Regions from separate parts of the Homo sapiens genome. Here region 2 is linked to region 1. The links are chromatin loops, found by intact Hi-C in ENCODE. Cell type or tissue: Caco-2. All regions are shown on one strand.

The links. Hi-C counts contacts between places; a loop is a spot of excess contacts. Peaks named below come from ENCODE experiments on the same cell type or tissue, not always from the same donor. Only the 100,000 strongest peaks of a DNase experiment are listed, where the experiment ranks them.
Region 2: a loop joins it to region 1, with 2.7 times the contacts of the local background. A loop is called at or near these places in 2 of 110 quality-filtered maps.

Annotation. Positions count from the first base shown.
Region 1 is chr12:15,978,156-15,980,655 of GRCh38, reverse strand. The region is part of intron 5 of DERA (deoxyribose-phosphate aldolase); the gene reads right to left. Among named protein-coding and RNA genes, the nearest start is that of DERA, 68 kb to the right of the region's middle. In Caco-2, CTCF peaks have their summits at 1,159 and 1,368; DNase peaks (open chromatin) are centred at 1,345 and 1,824.
Region 2 is chr12:16,029,786-16,032,285 of GRCh38, reverse strand. The region is part of intron 6 of DERA (deoxyribose-phosphate aldolase); the gene reads right to left. Among named protein-coding and RNA genes, the nearest start is that of DERA, 120 kb to the right of the region's middle. RefSeq lists a silencer at 1,117-1,411. In Caco-2, no CTCF peak of the experiment used is centred here; a DNase peak (open chromatin) is centred at 1,385.

The DNA of each region.
Region 1 (2,500 bases):
CTACCTTACCCTGCCCATCTACCTAACCTGGGAGAAAATCATCCTACTTATGCCTCCAATATGACAACCTGTGTAAGAATGTTAAAAATAGTAATAGACTATGGAGCGAAAAAAAAAATTATATTCTTTTAATTCAGAGAATGAATTGGATGGAATGACATTTCTTAAGTTATTGAATCTAAAAAAAGAAACTTGTTTTCTAAGAACAAGTGACAAGGAAAATCTTCTGATCTAAAAATCCAAGAACGCTAATCCAAGTTAACTTGTGATTTAATTAATGATTTTCTTCCACAAAATAGTGTTGTCATTAAAAGCAGGCTTTAGAGTAGGACAAATGCAGATTTAAAACCCAACTCCATCATTTCCTGTGGGACCTTAGGCAAGTTATTTCTGTCAGCATCAGCTCCATCCTTAAAGTGTCAATAATATTTACTTTACAGGGTTACCAGGAATGAGAGAGAGATATACAAAGTACTTTGCATACTGCCTGACATGTTATAAGCACTCAAAAAGTTTAATTATTAAGTTCAGAATTCTAGTAAAATGAATTTCCACTAAGTGTTGTGTTATAAAAGTCAAATCTTATTTCATGGCCTGACCCAGTTCCAGTAACCAAAGTTCTGTTGGATTACTGCTTACAATCAGTGAGCCATCAGACAAGGCTGGAAAGTATTTTATTACAGCAGTTGTTAAAGTGAACTTTGGCCTGTAAAACAAATTCTTAAAACACTGATCACGACCATATTTGTGAACAAAAAAACACCATCCTTTTTCTAGAGTACTACCTTCTGATGCCAAGTGAATTTCTTGAAGTATAGTTAAAATTAACCACGAAAACCAGAGGTATTTTATGATTCAGTCATTTGGAAGTTATACTCTTTAATCCATGATCCAAACAGAATGAACTGCAAGTGGTCACTTAGAGCATAACTGGATTTACAAATATGCAACCAATGTCTTCTCATTCTTTAACTGCCAATTTCTAAAATCATTTTACTGGCCTATTTTACCACATAACAGGATCAAGTTTTTCTGAGAAAATATCTTAATCTTTAAGGTTCAACAGGTGGAAAGTTGTCATTTCTTTCTGTTACCATTCTGCCCAAAATATATCAGAACAATTAAATCAAAAGTTATACCAAATCTGGTCTTTTTAAAATGTGACCTGGGCTCTATCAAGTGATTGCTTCTACTCAGGCCTTTGAATCTTAAAGAGTGAGGCAAAGATGAAAGAATAGTTAGATATTTTCTTTATTATTGTGGCATCAGCAATAGCAGGAGATCCAAAAGTCCAGTGTCCCAGGGGCCAGCCACCAGCCAACAGTGTGGTACCTGTGCTGGCCAGTAGGAGCAGCACCAGCAGTGGCCCTGGGCCCAAGCTCTTCCTGTGGCACAATCTGACTGTGTTCTCTGCTCCTTATTCCCTCATGGTCCTGCTTTTTTTCCAAGCAAGGCTTCCTACTTATTCAGTGAGCTTCTTTATGTCTTCCTAATATAATAAATTCCCTTTCAGCTTCACTTAATCAGAATTGGTTTTCTTCAACTCATGAATATTTACTGAAGAAGTATAGTATTGTAGACAAAAATGTGGATTCTCCTGAGTATATGGATTCACACCCCAACTTTACTACTAGTTTATTGTTTGATTTGGGTAAGTTACTTAACTCTAAACCTGTCCCATGTTCCTCATTTACAAAATGGGAATGATAGAAGTATGCACACCTCACGGAGTTATTTTCAAACAGGTTAACACACACGAATAGATAAGGACAATATCCAGCACATTGTTCATGCTCAAGGAATGTCAGTTCCTGTTTTCAAAGTTGTTGGTGGCAGCAGTGATGGTGTTCCTGTTATTATTCAGTGCTTATCAGGCTCAGATTACAGAGGGACTTACAAAAGCAGAGGACACCATGATCTATGTTCCTTGAAGAACATAAAATAAAACCTCTTTGGGCCCCTAAAAAAACAGTCTGGGGGAAACGGCTTACTATATATCACAAACAAGTTTGTTTTTAAGCTAAGAACCCATGCTACTTTGAATAGCACAGACTCTTGAGATAAGACATTTTTGCTACTTGCTAGTTGTGTAAACATTTAGGAATTATTCGATTTCTCTAAGCCTAATTACTTAGGGAGGCTCAGTTTGCTCACATATTTTTGTGATGATTAAATAATATATGTTGCTAGAATAGAACCAGGCATTTAGTAGGCAGTTAATCATTCAATACTAGCTTCCCATATTTTCCCTTATACACTTCCAGAAACCCAAAAATAACTTTAACGAACAAAAAATAGCAAGCACTGTCCTAATACTTATGAAAGCACAACTAGAATTTGCCAGTCTTACATATAAGAAAAAATAGACCACTTCACTCCAACACAAGCCATAGAAACCACAAAGAAGCATTATTAGTGTTTAGGTCGTTTTGAGGACTTTGACAGTACCATGATAGACACCTCAGAAACTAGATGAATGACATATGCTAATCAAAGTGGC
Region 2 (2,500 bases), 52 kb before region 1:
ATGCCAATTAAAATCAAGTTGGTTCATTTAATACATAACTGAGATGAATAAAAACAATTTTATGCCCTATGCTTAATATTATACATCGTAACATTTTACTACAAAACAGGAGTGCCTACTCATTTTCTCCTAATTTGCTCATGCTTAATGAAAAGTACACAGTATACAGTTGTGACAGCTCAAGAAGAATCACCATTAGCTGATTTCTATTGCATTGTTCATTAATGAAAGAACTGTCTTCCAACCAGATTAGCATTTCCATGAAAGAGACCACGCTATTTCATACCTTGCAAATATCTTAAACAACTTCCTTCCTTCAAATGTATCTTAAACCTATTAATGTAGTTTAACAAAATAACACAAGGAGACAAAGAAATGATCACAGTAGTTAAGATTCATTGAGTGCCATGCATTATGAATCTAGATGCTTTACAAGTATTAATTCAGTCAATACCTGCATGAGCTACAAATAGAGATCATAGTAATACGATCTCTACTTTTAAAGAGGAAATTGAGGCACAGAAAAGTTAAGTAAGTTACCTGAGATCACACAGTAAATGGAAAGGTAGGATTTTAACCAAAGTAATCTAGCCTAAACAATACATCACAGCGTCTCCAATAAACTTACCTAGGTTCACACAGTCAGATACCCAAACAAAGAATACCTCTTTCACGTGTTACAAGGCCCTGAAATAGTCAGTGTGGAAGATGTACCAGCAGCACGGGCACTACCAGAGGTTGTTAAAAATGCATAATCTCAGGCACTACACCAGACCAACTAAATCAGAATCTAACATAACCAAAGTTCCTAGGTGATTTGTGTGCAAATTCATGGCCCTAACCTATGGAATCTGTGGCACCATACCTAAAACAAGTCTCTGAGATCCTCCCAAAGTCCATTAACGAAGTCAAAGATAAAAGTTGAAGTGGCCTAAAGGCCCAAAGCAACACACCTTTATTAAGCACACTGTGTATAAGGCATATGGAAAAATATAAATACAAAAAATTCAAGACCTTGCCCTCAAAACCATACAATGTAGACACGGGTGGAGATGAAACGTAAACCCCGCATAATCACCAAATGAGCTAGAAGTCAGGAGATCTGGTTTCTAGCTCTGGCTCTGATAGTTACCTTTGAAATTCCATCCCCTTACATTCCTCATTTGTACGACAGGTCTAAGAAATTCCCACTTGCTTCATAGTATTACACAAAGCATCAAAAGGGACAATCGCATAGCAAGCACTTTGAAAACTGTCAATTATTATACAAAGAGAAATGAAGCAAGGACTTAAGTAGGACTGCAATCTGTACAAATTCCATGGACACTGATGCATCAGAGCAGGTCACTGGAAGCCTTCATTTCTTTGGGTCTGTAAGGCTGCCTGGGAGAAAGTGGAGACATGACTACCATGCATGCATTTGTTCAACAAATATTTACTGAGTACTACCATGTGCCAGACTCTGCTCTAAAGCTGCTGGGAATAGAGCAACCAATGAACAAAAAGTTCCTGCCTTTGTGAGCAGGTGTTCTAGAAGAGAAAGACAATAAAGAAACAAATGTCAAGTGGAGATAAGTTCTATGGAGAAATATAATACAATGTAATGAGATAGAGAGTGATGGAGTTGGTGAGGGGCAGCTATATTTAAAGAGTTATCATAAGAGCATCTCTAATTAATCAAATCCAAATAGAGATTGAATGAAGGAAATGTGCAGATATAGCATTACAAGCAGGAAAACAAAGTGTAAAGGCCTTGAGCTAGGCATATACTAAGTTCATTAATAAATGCATAGATGAACAGACTATAGAACAGGTGCCTGATGCCTACAACATCAAAAATGAGACAATCAAAAAGAAGAGATTAAAGCCTCCACATAGATGTAAGAAGGTGAGGGAAACATCCCCCAAAGAATCCATAATGATATCAAGATGTGTTTTTCTAATATGTGGCATCTTTTGATTCACTAGAAGGCTTTTGGGTATAATAATGGATATCACCTAAATTATCTTAAGCATCTTGGAAGAGAAGATTAAGACAGAAGACCAAGGCTACTGGCTGGACGTGGTGGCTCACAACTGTAATCCCAGCACTTTGGGAGGCCGAGGCTGGCAGATCACAAGGTCAGAAGTTCAAGACCAGCCTGGCCAACATAGCGAAACTCCATCTCTACTAAAAATACAAAAAAAAAAAAAAAATTAGCCGGGCATGGTGGTGGGTGCCTGTAGTCCCAGCTACTCGGGAGGCTGAGGCAAGAGAACTGCTTGAACCTGGGAGGTGGAGGTTGCAGTGAGCCGAGATTGTGCCACTGCACTCCAGCCTGGGCAACAGAGTGAGACTCCATCTCAAAAAAAAAAAAAAAAAAAAAAAAAAAGACCAAGGCTACATTTGGAGGTCTGAAAACAAGGCATGATCTCTTAAAAACCACACCATCTAAAGTTAATCAAAAGAACCAAACTCCTTCAGAAGGGCGGGGTGGACACTCTCTTTCTAATATATTTG